5 separate regions of the Homo sapiens genome follow, and all the other regions are linked to region 4. A link is a contact called in ENCODE Hi-C or POLR2A ChIA-PET data. All regions are on one chromosome and are shown on one strand. The core of a region is the stretch at or near the end of the contact, and the rest is flanking DNA. Distances in the headings are between cores, read along the strand shown.

The links. A loop is a pair of places that touch in the nucleus more often than their neighbours do. ChIA-PET counts read pairs that join two places held with the same protein, here RNA polymerase II (POLR2A). Pooled maps may share reads with other maps.
Region 1: a loop to region 4 is called in a pooled map, with 11 times the contacts of the local background. The contact joins the promoter of ALDH16A1 here to the promoter of NAPA in region 4. A Hi-C loop is called at or near these places in 1 of 37 single-sample maps with no recorded cell type and 2 of 50 pooled maps. POLR2A ChIA-PET finds 5 or more read pairs at or near these places in 1 of 52 experiments (GM12878).
Region 2: a map with no recorded cell type shows a loop between it and region 4 (12-fold over the local background). The contact joins the promoter of CD37 here to the promoter of NAPA in region 4. A Hi-C loop is called at or near these places in 2 of 37 single-sample maps with no recorded cell type and 3 of 50 pooled maps.
Region 3: a pooled map shows a loop between it and region 4 (13-fold over the local background). The contact joins the promoter of GYS1 here to the promoter of NAPA in region 4. A Hi-C loop is called at or near these places in 5 of 50 pooled maps. POLR2A ChIA-PET finds 5 or more read pairs at or near these places in 2 of 52 experiments (HEK293T and RWPE1).
Region 5: a pooled map shows a loop between it and region 4 (9-fold over the local background). The contact joins the promoter of IRF2BP1 here to the promoter of NAPA in region 4. A Hi-C loop is called at or near these places in 1 of 37 single-sample maps with no recorded cell type and 7 of 50 pooled maps. POLR2A ChIA-PET finds 5 or more read pairs at or near these places in 1 of 52 experiments (CD4-positive, alpha-beta T cell).

Annotation. Positions count from the first base shown.
Region 1 is chr19:49,451,975-49,454,674 of GRCh38, reverse strand. ALDH16A1 (aldehyde dehydrogenase 16 family member A1) reads right to left here and starts at 1,450. Exons shown (of 17, transcript NM_153329.4): 1 at 1,254-1,450. The coding sequence starts at 1,343. RefSeq lists enhancers at 1-857, 2,591-2,640, 2,651-2,700, 2,555-2,700.
Region 2 is chr19:49,334,156-49,336,855 of GRCh38, reverse strand. CD37 (CD37 molecule) reads right to left here and starts at 1,450. Exons shown (of 8, transcript NM_001774.3): 1 at 1,247-1,450; 2 at 1,070-1,142. The coding sequence starts at 1,315. It also overlaps a transcript of SLC6A16 not described here. RefSeq lists enhancers at 1,220-1,339, 1,830-1,899.
Region 3 is chr19:48,991,924-48,994,623 of GRCh38, reverse strand. It overlaps GYS1 (glycogen synthase 1), which reads left to right and starts at 1,315. Exons shown (of 16, transcript NM_002103.5): 1 at 1,315-1,629. The coding sequence starts at 1,512. RUVBL2 (RuvB like AAA ATPase 2) reads right to left here and starts at 737. Exons shown (of 15, transcript NM_006666.3): 1 at 701-737. The coding sequence starts at 712. RefSeq lists enhancers at 839-928, 1,619-1,758 and a silencer at 1,049-1,408.
Region 4 is chr19:47,513,732-47,516,431 of GRCh38, reverse strand. It overlaps NAPA (NSF attachment protein alpha), which reads left to right and starts at 1,369. Exons shown (of 11, transcript NM_003827.4): 1 at 1,369-1,589. The coding sequence starts at 1,492. RefSeq lists an enhancer at 721-990 and a silencer at 1,081-1,420.
Region 5 is chr19:45,884,616-45,887,401 of GRCh38, reverse strand. It overlaps IRF2BP1 (interferon regulatory factor 2 binding protein 1), which reads left to right and starts at 1,261. Exons shown (of 1, transcript NM_015649.3): 1 at 1,261-2,786. The coding sequence starts at 1,628. RefSeq lists enhancers at 437-486, 547-786, 937-1,086 and silencers at 1,247-1,726, 1,767-2,006.

The DNA.
Region 1 (2,700 bases), core at 201-2,700, 1.9 Mb before region 4:
GCCCTCCCCCTCAAAGAAGCCTAAGCTCCTTTCGCCTGGGTGCTGGGGGACCCTGGGGGATCATGAGAGCCCCGTGAAGGAATTCTGAGAGTGCCTGGGGAAACGACAGAAAGTTTGAGGTGCCCTACTCATTTGCAGGAACCCCACGAGGGTTCTGGGGGCCTCTGAGGGGTCATGGGAGTCCTAGGGAGGTTCTGAGGACCCCCAGGGGATCATGGGACCCTCACGAGGACTTCAGGGGTTCCTGAACAATCATGGGAACCCTATGGGACATTCTGAGAGCTAGAGAGATCATAGGAGCCCCGTGAGGGTATTGTGAGGGGCCATAAGTAATTACAGGAAGTCCTGATGTGGCTGGGTGCAGTAGCTCACGCCTGTAATCCCAGCACTTTGGGAAGTCGAGGTGGGTGGATCACTTGAGGCCAGGAGTTCGAGACCAGCCTGGCCAACATGCTGAAACCTTGTCTCTAGAAAAAGTACAAATATTAGCTGAGAGTGGTGGCGCGCGTCTCTGGTCCCAGTTACTTGGGGGGCTGAGGTGAGAGGATGGCTTGAGCCCAGGAGGTTGAGGCTGCAGTGGTGTGATAGCGCCAGTGCACTTCAGTTTGGGCGACAGAGTGAGACCCTGGCTCAAAAAAAAAAACAAAAAAAAAACCCAACCCAAACCGGAAGTCCTGATGTATTCTAGGCTCCTGAGAGTTCCGATGAGGTCACATGAACCCCACGAGTATTGAGGGGTCCTATGGGATCACGGGGGCTCCATGGAAGTTCTGAAGGTCTCTGGGTAATCAAAGGGATGAAGGGAGTCCCTCAGGAGGTCTGGGGTGCTCTGGAGGCCCATGGAAGCCATAGGATGTTTTGAAGAGTCGTGGAAAGACAATGGGGGTTGTGGGTCACTGGAGCCTCACAGGAATCCTAAGGGGTCTGGTGGGTGGCGTCAGGTTCTGAGGGGACCCTGAGGAATCACGAGAGCGTCTAGAGGAGTTCAGGAAAACCGCGGAAACACTACGAGGAGTTCAGGATCAAGGGGCAAGAGAACCAGTGGGGAAGACCGGAACAGACTAAAAGGCTGCCACCGCCAAGGCTCAAGGGAGCGTCCTACAGGGCGCGATCCTATTGGGCGGCGGGAATCACGGGGACTAAGAGAGGCGGAGCGGCTGAGCTACCGCAGTGGATGACGGGACTCCCCGCGAAAAACCGGGCGCCCAGGCCTGGGGAACGCAGCGAGCAGCGCCGGCCGGGCAGACTCTCACCAGTGCGCATGCGTGGCTCTCCGGCACCGGTCCGTACTCCAGCGAGGTGAAGATCTCGCGGGCGCGGGGCCCTGCACGCGTCGCAGCCATCGCCTACCCCGAACGCTTTCCGCGAAGACTGCGGGGCGCTCTGTGTTAAGGGGAACCTTGAGGTCCGAAGAGCGACACCTCCGGTTCCAGCCCAAAGGGGCGGGGCTAATGGGAATGGGGTGGGGCTACAAGATACAGAGAGCAGCCACGCCCACACTTTTTCCTTAGGACCCGATGGCCCCGCCTACGTCCCCCACGGGGAAGCGTATTTAGGAGCATGCGCACTGCTTAAAACGGGGAGGAAGGGGAGACGGCGATGTGGGTACTTTGCGAATAGTTAGGAGGGCTCCGGATTTATGAGGATCGGCGTGGCCGGGCACGATGGCTCTTGGCTGTAATCCCAGCACTTCGGGAGGCCGAGGCGGGCGGATCACCTAAGGTCGGGAGTTCGAGACCAGCCTGACCAATTTGGTGAAACCCCGTCTCTACTAAAAATACAAGCATTAGCCGAGCTGTGGTGGTGCGCGCCTGTAATCTCAGCTACTCAAGAGGCTGAGGCGGGAGAATCACTTGAACCCAGAAGGTGTACGTTTCAGTGAGCCGAGATCGCGCCACTGCACTCCAGCCTGGGTGGCAAAGGGAGACTGTGTCTAAAAAAAAAATAGTAATAAAAAAAAAGGGTCGTCCTATTGATGCGTCTTCCCAGTGCCTTGTTTTATAGTAGCAGGAAGTGCAGGTTTTGTTTTACCTTTTATTTTCTTGAGACAGGGTCTCCCTCTGTCGCCCAGGGCTGGAGTGCAGTGGTCCGATCACGGCTTACTGTCGCCTCGACTTTTCAGGTTTAAACATTACTCCTGCGTCAGCCTGCACAGTAGCTGGGACTACAGGCAGGTGCCATCAAGCCTGGCTAATTTTTTTTTTTTTTTTTTTTTTGGTAGAGACAGGATCTTGCTATGTTGCTCAGGCTGGTCTCGAACTCCTGGGCTCAAGCGATCCTCCTACCTCGGCCTCCCAGCCTCAAAGTGCAGCTTTTCTAATTATATTGACTAGAGGTCTAGATCTAGATCTAGACCTGGCGGGTCTAGATCTGGACGTATTAGGATCTAGAGCTGGCAGGAAGTGATAATTCAAAGATAAAAAGGGTACCTTTTAGGATGGACATTGAGATTAAGGTTTGGAAAATGCAACCTTCACTGCAAAGTAAGGGGGCCAGTTTTGGTTGTGGAAAGAGTGGAAGTCTGGCGCTTTTTTTTTTTTTTTAAGAGATGGGGTGTGGGACGTTATCTCATTGTATTGCCCAAGCTGGTTTCGAACTCCTGGCCTCAAGCGATCCTCTTGCCCTGGCCTTCCAAAGTGCTGGGACTACCGGTAGGAGCCACAGCGCCCAGCCGGAAGTGTGGCTTTCATAGATACAGGA
Region 2 (2,700 bases), core at 201-2,700, 1.8 Mb before region 4:
CCCATTTCCCACCTAGGCAGCCACCCAAGTGGGGAGCAGTATCTTGGTGCCCCTCTCTCTGGGACTCTGTCCCTGCCCCACCCTGAGTCCCTGTTTCCTTCTGAAACTTTCTCTTCTTTCTGGGCCTGTTTCCCGTCCCTGGATCTCTGTCTCTCTTCCTCTTACCCTCTCCTTCCTCCTTCAGCTCCTCCTCGTCCCCAGTAGTTTCAGCCCTATCACTTGTTCTGTGACATTGGCTTGGCTCCTTAAACCTCCCTGAGGCATAGGAGATGATATCTATTTCTTAGGGTTTTTTTTTGAGTTGGAGCCTCGCTCTGTCCCCCAGGCTGGAGTGCAGTGATGTGATCTCGGCTCACTGCAACCTCTGCCTCCCAGGTTCAAGTGATTCTCCTGCCTCAGCCTCCCTAGTAGCTGCGACTACAGGCATGTGCCACCATGCCTGGCTAACGTTTTGTATTTTTGAGTAGAGACAGGGTTTCACCATGTTGGCCAGGCTATTCTCGAACTCCTGACCTCAAGTGATCCACCTGCCTCGGCTTCCCAAAGTGCTGGAATTACAGGTGTGAGCCACCGCGCCCGGCCCCTAGGGTCATTTTGAGAGACACATGAGGACATGTGTTCAACCCAGTCCTCAACACAGGGCAAAGACTTCTTAAATATGAGCGTTTAGGGTTATATTTCATTATTATTTAGGGTCATACTTCATTATTATTTTCCTATTATTAATGTTATTTTGGCTCTTTTACGTCCTTGCTGTATGACATCCATCAAGGGGCTTCCCCTCTCTGAACCTCAAGCGAGGGGAAGGTTTGTGGGGGCATCTGACCAGCCACAAGTCCCGACAGATAGGAAGTGCTTGAGAAATGGCTCTCATGATCATTGTTGTTTGTATGCACAACCCCATTTGCCGGAAGAAGACTCAGGCTCCAAGAAGCCTCCGGTGAGCAGTGGATGGGAGCCTGTAGCCTGCCTGCAGAGTAGGGCACCGTAGGTCTCCCTGAGACAAGGGAGACCCCAGGAAGTTGCTTGGGTTGGGGGAGGCCCTCCCACCTGCCCCAGCCCCCCTCACCCACAAAGGACACGAAGCTGGTCTTGTCAATGAGGATCCAGATGCCGAAGCAGAAGATCAGGCTGCCGAGGACCTGGGGAGAGGAGATGCGGATACGGGGGTGGGCCACAGGGGAAGATGAGGGCTGGGTTAGCGGCAGGGGCTGGGCCCCGGCTGGGTAGCCATGAGGCAACTCACGAAGAAGAAGAGGTTGAAAACGAAGAGGAAGTACTTGATGAGGCTGAGGCAGCTCTCCTGGGCTGACATCTTCACCTAGTGGGGTAAGCGGTCCACTCACCACACAGAAGAGGTGCTGACAGTGGGGGAGACAGGGAGAAAGAAAGAGGCTGAGAGAGAAAGAGAGACGGAGAGCTGAGAGAGAAAGGAAGAACCCCAAAAGAGGAAGTTCCAGGGGTGGGGCTCCACCCACTCCCGCTTCATGTAAGGTGGCTTTCTGTCTCTCTCTCTGTCCCTGTCTCCCTCACCTGCTCCACTGGGACACATGCTCTGGTACCTGAGGGGCCTTGGAATTTGTGGGCACCAAGGACTCATGGGGCAGTCCCTCCCAGGTCTCCATGTCTCAGGCGCTGGGGGATCTAAAGGGACCCCTGATCTACTGGAACCCACCTCTGGGCATGGGGACCTCAGGGCTGACCCTGGACAGCAGCTGACCTCACAGACACTCTGACCTCATGGCCTGCTAAGCTCTCCCATCTCTGCATCCAGCTGTGTCTCCCATTTCCTGCCCTGGGTCTCTTGTTCCTCCTCTCTGGGTCTTTGTCCCCACCTTCCTGCTACTCCCCATCTCTGTCCCCTTATCTCAGCAGAGTCTCTCCCTCCTCTGGGTCTCTGTCCTCCTGCCTCCTGGGGTCTCTATCCTCCCTCTCTCTGTGTTTCTTTATTTTATTTATATATTTGTTTCTTTTTGAGACAGGGTCTCACTTTTCACCCAGGCTGGAGTACGGTGGGGAAAACAGCTCACTGTAGCCTGGGCTCAAGCTATCCTCCCACCTCTGCCTTCTGAGTAGCTGGGATTACAGGTGCACACTACCATGCCTGGCTAATTTTTGTATTTTTTGTAGAAATGGGGTCTTGCTATGGAGTGGGAGTGTTGTATTTTTTATATTTAATTAAAAAAAAACAGAGATAGGGTCTCACTAGGTTGCCCAGGCTGGTCTGGAACTCCTGGACTCAAGCGACCCTCCTGCCTTGGCCTCCCAAAGTGTTGGGATTACAGGCGTGAGCCACTGTGCCTGGCCTCTCTCTGCTTCTGGCCCCTTCTTTGGGTCCTTCCTCCTTTCTCTCTTCATCTCTCTTTTGTTTTTGTTTTTGAGACAGGGTCGCCCAGGCTGGAATGCAGTAGTGCGATCATAGCTCACTGCAGCCCCAACCTTCCCAGGCTCGAGCAATCCTTGCACCTCAGCCTCCCAAGTAGCTGGGACTACAGGTGCACACCACCATGCCTGGCTAATTTTCTTCATTTTTTGTAGAGATGGGAGTCTCACTGTGTTGCCTAGGCTGGTCTCAAATTTCTGGGCTCAAGTGATCCTCCTGCCTTGGCCTCCTAAAGTGCTGGGATTATGGGCGTGAGCCACTGTGCCCAGCCTGTCTTCTTTTCTCTGTCTCCCCCTTCCCCACTTGTTTTTGTGCCT
Region 3 (2,700 bases), core at 66-2,565, 1.5 Mb before region 4:
TTGAGCAGGTGCCAGGCCAAGTTTCCTGGCCTCTCCTTCATTCACATGTATTCATTCATTCAAATATTCAAGTGATAATTTATTGAGCATTTACACTGAGACGTAGCCCGTGTGAAATACTGGAAATATGAAAATGGCCAAAACGGTAGCATGACAAGATCCCGATTTCTGGGTCCCTAATCCTTCAGTCCTCTCCACTAAGACTCTCTTGTTCCTCGACAATTTCTTCCCACTAAAGGCTCACTAGGCGCCCTCGCGCTCTCAGACACACTGAACAGGTACCTGCCTGTGCTTCCAGCTTGGAACTCAAGTGCCATTGGCACCACTAACAATCCAAGGCTCCCAAATGGCTCGAAGCGCAAGGTCCTACAACCCTCCTCATCACACACTGGCGCCAAGGACTGCGGAACCGGCCGTTGCGCCAAGATGATTTTGAAAGTTGGAGTTCCTATAGCATGATGGGGCCAGACCCGAGATTCTGGGATCCCAGCCCCCTCCCCGCCTCAGATCCAGAAGTCCAGCCCCCATGTCCCCTTCTCCCCCAGATCTGGGTGGCCGAGCTTCCTCCTCTTTCAGACCCAGGAGTCTGAACCCCCAGATCCCCCCTCCCTCAGACCCAGGAGTCAGGGCCTCCAGCATCCTCCTCTCTCAAACTCGAGACTGCTAGCTCGCTCCTCACCCTCCATGCACCCACACTTACAACGGTTGCCATGATGCTCACCAACTGCCAGAGTCCTAGCGGAAACGGAAACGCGCGAGGAGCGAGATGTTCTGGCTCCTCTAGGCTAGCTGGTTCTTCAAAGATCTCGATGGTTCCTCATAAATATGTAAATATTGTGGGGGCGTGGCGGGACTTTATGCCCCGCCCTCCCACCGAGGCTGCGCTGGAAGACGGGCGTCCGGAACTCCTGGGTCCATTCCCAATGTCTCCTGGCTCCTCCTCCTTTTGCTCAGCCCCACCACCGCCCCGCTCAGGCCGATTGCAAAATTCTTAGCTGTTCTTTGAGTAACCACACGTCCTCCACGCTCCTTTCCTCTTTATCCCACCCTCCTCCTCCTCCCCACTTTGAGGCCTCCAGCTCCAGATTGACAGAGCTGAAGGCCACTCGTTTCCGTAAAGCGCAGCGGCAAGCTCCGCCCCCTGGAGGTCTCACGGCCGAGGCGGGGCCGGGACACAGCGACTCCAACCCGTTCCACCAATGAGGACACGCGGAAATCCCCGCCCCCGGGCGTGGGCCAATGGCGCTGGCTGGGGGGGGCGGCCACCGCCTCCTGGCGGCTGCGAGGTTTCACTGCAGGGGCGCCAGTGGGCTCAGTGACGCTGCGGCCTCCTTCTGCCTAGGTCCCAACGCTTCGGGGCAGGGGTGCGGTCTTGCAATAGGAAGCCGAGCGTCTTGCAAGCTTCCCGTCGGGCACCAGCTACTCGGCCCCGCACCCTACCTGGTGCATTCCCTAGACACCTCCGGGGTCCCTACCTGGAGATCCCCGGAGCCCCCCTTCCTGCGCCAGCCATGCCTTTAAACCGCACTTTGTCCATGTCCTCACTGCCAGGACTGGAGGACTGGGAGGATGAATTCGACCTGGAGAACGCAGTGCTCTTCGAAGTGGCCTGGGAGGTGGCTAACAAGGGTGAGCACGCCAGGCGTCGGGGCCCTTGACGAGAAGGACAGTAGTGGATGGGGGCCCGGAACTCTGAGTTGTAGGAGGACGGGGCTACTAGGGGAACCCTTGTGACCTGGGCAAGGAGGCTGTGTCCTTGAGGAGGGGCTGGGAAGCCGGAGGTGGGTGGGAGAGGGATGGTTCGTTTGACTTAAGATGAAAGGAGGCTGGAAGCCCGGGTTCTGGGTCCTAGGGAAGAGGGCGCTAAAATGAGACTCCTAGGTCCTGGAGGCAGGCTTCCGAGAGACTAGATACCTGGGTCCTGAACAGGGAAGGGGATGGGGGGATGGGATTTCTGCGTGCAAACCTGGGAAGCTGCCGGGGTTTCAGACCTATGACCCTAACAGCATGGTCTAGGGGATAAAACTCCAGATTTGAGAGAGAGCTGACTGGGAGATAGGAGGCCTGAGCGGCGGTGGGAGGACCTGAGGATCTGGCTGCTTAAGAATAAAGATGGGACGGGCTGGAGACTGTAATGAATGCCTGGGCTTTGAAGGAGCTGAGGGCCTGAGCTATTAGTTCCTAGGAGTAGAGGAGCCCATGGCCTGGGACACATGCGTACTGGAATAGGGGAAGGCTGGGAAGTCCTAAGTTAGTCAGAGGCTGGGCCCTAGGATGGGAGGGGCTAGGAGCCTGCATTTCTGTGTCTTGGGCTTCAGAAAGCTGAGGTTCTGGCCTTGGAGAAGGCTGGGGCTGAAATCCCCAGGAACAAGCCAATCTCACACCTCAAAGAGCAGGGTCTGGGGGGTTGCTTTGCTGGGTCTTGGAGGAGAAAGGGACTGTGTCTCCCAGGAGGAGAGGGGGCCCGTGAACACCCAGCCGGGTATCGCCAGGGCCTGGGCTCCAGGATGGGAGGAGGCTGGGGGCTGGGGCTCCTGGGTCTGGGATAGGGTCATGGGAGAGGCAGAGCCCTGCATGCTGGTGTCCCTAGTCAGGGAGAGGAAATTGGGAGGCAGGTCAGCAAGGTCCCTGGGGGCAGGGAATGACCATGCAGGCTTCTCTTGGGCAATGGTGAGAAGCTGGATTGGCCATGAGGGGGTC
Region 4 (2,700 bases), core at 120-2,619:
TTGTTCCAGCTTTGGCCATTGGGAGTTCTTTCAGTTGGCTCCTTTGGCATACCCCCTAATTTTGTGTGTGAGCACACGTGTGGAATACTTCCTTCCTTTCTGGCACTACAAAGTTATACTGAGGTGAGCTATGATTGTGCTGCTGCACTCCAGCCTGGGCGACAGACCGAGACCCTGTCTCCAAAACCAACAACCCAAAGAGTGAGACCCTGTCTCAGAAACCAGCAACTCAATTTTCTGGGACAGCAGGAGGTGTGTTTGAGCCTAAACTTTTTTTTTTAGAGACAGAGTCTTGCTATGTTGCCCAAGGCGGGACTTGAACTAGACTCAAACTCCTGGGCCCAAGCGATCCTCTCGCCTCCCGAGTAGCTGGGATTATAGGCACGAGACACCGCGCCCATCTTCGAATCTGAATTTTTTTTTAACACGCTCTCTTCAGCTATTTTTTTTTTTTTTCTGAGACTAAGTCTCACTCTGTCGCCCAGGCTGGAGTGCAGTGGCACGATCTCGGCCCGTTGCAACCTCCACCTCCCCGGTTCAAGCGATTCTCCTCTCTCAGCCTCCTCAGTAGCTGGGATTACAGGAGTGTGCCACCACACCCGGTTAATATTTGTATTTTAGTAGAGCGGGGTTTCGCCATGTTGGCCGGGCTGGTCTCAAACTCATGACCTCAAGTGATCCGCCCGCCTCGGCCTCCCAAAGTGCTGGGATTACAGGCGTAAGCCACCGTGCCCGGCCCTCTTCAGCTATTTTTTATGAAACCAGAGTTAGAGAACCTCTTAAGTTTTTGTTTGCAGTCTCTCTTCACCGGTCTCCCCAAAGCAGTTCTAGTACTGGCCGACAGAGGGAGCAAGAAAAAGCAGAACGGTTTCCTTTTCCCACAAACGCCTTTCCAAGTGAAGAAACCGGCGAGACCAGCCGCGGGGGCGGGACTAAGTTCTGCGCAGAACTGTCAAACCCGGGCGTGGGCCCCGAGCTGTCACGTGAGTGTCTGCGGTCAGCTGACTGTGCCAGAGTTCCGCGGGGAGGGCGAGTGGGGGACCCCCCGCCCCAGCGCGAGCCGAGGGCTCCTGCTGATTGGTGGAGGAGGATCCAGCAGCAACACCGTGGGGCGGGGCCTCGGCGGGGGGTACTGCCATTGCCTTCCACAGGGTCACGTGGGAGGTGAGGTACAGAGCGCTGGGGAGAGAGTGGAGCGCCGTTCGCCGGTATGTGCGCATGCGTTGAGGTCTCTTGACGCCGATTGGGGGGTCACGAGTCACGGGCGGCGTGCGGCGGCTGGTGGGGGCGTGTCCGGCGGAGCGGGCGCGGCGTTACGAGGCCGCTGGTTGGCCAGCGCTAGTCACGTGGTTCCTGGCCGCAAGCGACGCGCGCCGGTGCGACGTCAACGCAGCCGGGCGAGTTTTACCGATCTGTGTTCCGCGGCCCGGCCGCGGCTGAGTCTTCCCAGGGTCAGGGTCAGGCGCTTTGCTGAGTCCCTTTGTGGCCGCCATGGACAATTCCGGGAAGGAAGCGGAGGCGATGGCGCTGTTGGCCGAGGCGGAGCGCAAAGTGAAGAACTCGCAGTCCTTCTTCTCTGGCCTCTTTGGGTGAGAACCGGGCTGAGGGGTCGGCCGGGACCTAGGCTGAGAGGACGAAGGAGTCACGCTCGGAGGTGGCGGGTTAGGGCACGCAGAGCTCGGGCCGAGGGGACGGAGAGGAACCTGCAATAAGGTGACATGGCCTGAGGCGGCAGAGGGGACGCAGGCTGAGGGCCAAGAGCCTGGGCCGGGGCAACACGGTTTGAGGAGAGACGGTCTGACATGGCGGAAGGGATTTGGGCTGAGGACACACGGACCGAGGCGACACTATCTTGAGGCGAGGAAGGGGACCCAGGCCGAAGACAGGCCAGCGGGCGGGGGAGAACCTGGACCGAGGGAGTACGTCCTGAAGCCTTGGAGGGGACCGGCCTGGGGGGACGGAGGGAGTCCGGGAGAGAAGCCAGGTCCAGAGGCTTTTCGGAGCTCTAGGGGAGTCTGTTTGAAGGCTCTCAGGCGGCAGTGATGGGGCCTGGGGCTGAGGACGCCTGCCCGAGGGACTGACCTTTTCAACCCCTGGAGCAGTGGATTTGCGTGGGCCCTGGGCGGTGAGGGTGAAGGCTGAAGGGGGCTGACACCAGGCAGAGGGGCTCAGGGCTAGATGATCCTAGGAGCGGTGAGCCGCGTCTGAAGTGTGGGGGGTGCATGGGGTGAGTACGGCCCTGGTTAGCAGTGACTAGTTTAAGGACAGCTGAACGGAGGAACCCGGGATGATGGAGTCAAGACTGTGGAGGTCTCAGCACTTTGGGAGGCCGAGGTGGGCAGATTATCTGAGGCGGGGAGTTCGAGACCAGCCTGGACAACATGGTGAAACCCCGTCTCTACTAAAAATACAAAAGTTATCTGGGCCTGGTGGCGGGTACCTGTAATCCCAGCTACTCGGGAGGCTGGGGCAGGAGAATCACTTGAACCCGGAGGTAGAGGTTGCAGTGAGCCGAGATCGAGCCACTGCACTACAGCCTGGGGGACAGAGCGAGACTCTGTCTCAAAAAAAAAAAAAAAAAAAAAGAAAGAAAGAAAGAAAAAAGCCTGAGGAGGCCTGGGTTGAGGCTGGAGACTCCTGGGTGGGGGAATGCGTGGTGGTGGCTTGGCCAAGGAGATGGAGGGATAACAGGGAGAGACA
Region 5 (2,786 bases), core at 12-2,511, 1.6 Mb after region 4:
GTAACAGAATCAGAGCTGCTGCGGTTCCAGTGGGACGGGAGGAGAAGGGACAAGCAGCCCCTCACTAGACAAAACCAGGGCCAACTGGTACGTCATTCAAATATTTTTGAGCACCTAACACGGACCCAGGCCTAGAGAAAGGGGCTGTTGTGGGTTGGAACCTGGAGACCCGCCTCCGCCCTTCCCCAAAGACAGCCTCGTCCAGTTCCCAATGCCTGGGAAAGAAGAAGGGTCCTCACAGCCTGATTGGGCCTTCCAGGTAGTGAGCGCTCAAGGTTGGGGAAAGGTTGGTCTGGTGTTTGCCCTTCCCCAGCAACTCCCTCCTCTTGCCCGTCACTTCTTAACCCCTTACTCTTCCCTCAAACTGGGGAGCAACAGAAGATAAGGGTCCCCCAAACGCCACGCTCCGAATGCACGTAAAGAGCCCCCAGAAAAGTGGGGGGGCGGGGGGTAGCCGGGAAAGTAGCGTGAATCTGGAAGGCCTCCCCAAACCTCCCAGAGGGCGGAAGTGCGTCACTATGTCCGACCCGCAGTGCATTTTGGGAATTGTAGTGAAGCGGGTGGGGGACGCCGAGCCCCCGATGGTGTAACCCTTTAGAGACCAGAGCGCGCGGGCAGAGCTGGGACAGGGTTAGAGGGCGGCCAGTCGCCCCACTCTTTTAGCAGAGAAACAACTGAGACAAGGCTCTGGCTCGGAAGCCCTTAGTCCTCTCCCTTCTCTGGCTGTGGCGGGCCCCAGAAGCATATATCTAGGATTCCGGGGGGAGGACGAAGTGCCAGGTGGCCACCCCCACCCCCACCTAGTTGCCAGCTTCCCGTCCCTGCTCTGAAGCCAATCAGGGCTTCTCCGCCCCGCCCCAGAAGCTGCTACTTTCCTAATCCGTCATTGGCCCACCTTTGCTGGGCGGGGAAACTGAGGTTCAGAGAGGGCAAGACATTTTGCCTAAAGCTGCACAGCAAATCCGAGCAGAAGTTGGAAGCCCGGAAGCCTGTCCACCCACCCCCACAATTTCTGAATCCGGAGTAGCTCTGATCATTTGTATTGCATCCTCGCCTACCACCTTTGTGTCCCAGCATCTTGCGGCGCGCTGAACTCCGGCCCCACGGAGAAGGTTGTAAGGTTTGCGCCGGCAGAGGCGACAACCCCCCCAGCCCGCGTCTGCCCGCCGTTCCCTTTAAGAGCCGGCCCCGGCGGGACTACGTTTCCCAGAAGGCTTTGCAGGCGTGTTATGTAACTTTCCCTGCGAAGCGGCCTCTGGGGCAGAAGAAGGAGGTGGAGGCGGCGGCGGCCGTTGCAGCGGCGGCGGCGAGAGCGGCGGGAGCCCGAGGCGGCGGCGCTCGCGGCCCATCGTGGGGCCCGAGCTGTGCGCCTCGGCTCGGAGCCCGGACCGGGCGGGGGCGCCGACGTGCCTCAGCCTGCCTTCGCGAGGGAGGCGGGAGTGAGCAGAAAGGCTTAGGGCCCAGGGGGCGGGGAAGGGGGGCCGGGCCTGGATCCGGCGGGGAGGCCGAGCCGGAGGCCGGACCGTGGCTCGCGCTGTCCCCGGGACGCGGATCGAACGTTGGCGGCGCGGATCGCACGTCGGCGGCCGGTGGAACGCGGGAGCTGGGCGGCGCGCGGACTGGGGCCATGGCGTCTGTGCAGGCGTCCCGCCGCCAGTGGTGCTACCTGTGCGACCTGCCCAAGATGCCGTGGGCCATGGTGTGGGACTTCAGCGAGGCCGTGTGTCGCGGCTGCGTGAACTTCGAGGGCGCGGACCGCATCGAACTGCTCATCGATGCCGCCCGCCAGCTCAAGCGCAGCCACGTGCTCCCCGAGGGCCGCTCGCCCGGGCCCCCGGCCCTTAAGCACCCGGCCACCAAGGACCTGGCGGCGGCAGCCGCACAGGGGCCCCAGCTGCCGCCCCCGCAGGCCCAGCCCCAGCCGTCAGGGACCGGCGGCGGCGTGTCGGGCCAGGACCGCTATGACAGGGCCACATCATCAGGCCGCCTCCCCCTGCCCTCGCCCGCCCTGGAGTACACTCTGGGGTCCCGCCTGGCCAATGGGCTGGGCCGTGAGGAGGCCGTGGCTGAGGGGGCGCGAAGGGCCTTGCTTGGCTCCATGCCTGGCTTGATGCCCCCTGGGCTGCTGGCAGCTGCAGTGTCTGGCCTGGGAAGCCGAGGCCTGACGCTGGCACCCGGCTTGAGTCCTGCCCGTCCCCTCTTCGGCTCCGATTTCGAGAAAGAGAAGCAGCAGAGGAATGCGGACTGTCTGGCAGAACTGAACGAGGCCATGCGAGGCCGGGCAGAGGAATGGCACGGGCGCCCCAAAGCAGTGCGGGAACAGCTACTGGCGCTGTCCGCCTGCGCCCCGTTCAATGTGCGCTTCAAGAAGGATCACGGGCTGGTGGGGCGAGTGTTCGCCTTCGATGCTACTGCCCGTCCTCCAGGATACGAGTTCGAGCTGAAGCTCTTCACCGAATACCCCTGTGGTTCCGGCAATGTGTACGCCGGCGTCCTGGCAGTGGCTCGCCAGATGTTCCACGATGCTCTGCGGGAGCCGGGCAAGGCACTGGCTTCTTCGGGCTTCAAGTACCTCGAATATGAACGCCGGCATGGATCAGGAGAATGGCGGCAGCTGGGCGAGCTGCTTACCGACGGCGTCCGCAGCTTCCGCGAGCCAGCTCCCGCGGAGGCCCTGCCCCAGCAGTACCCAGAGCCGGCCCCTGCGGCTCTCTGTGGCCCACCCCCGCGAGCCCCATCCCGGAACCTGGCGCCCACGCCGCGCCGTCGCAAGGCATCCCCCGAGC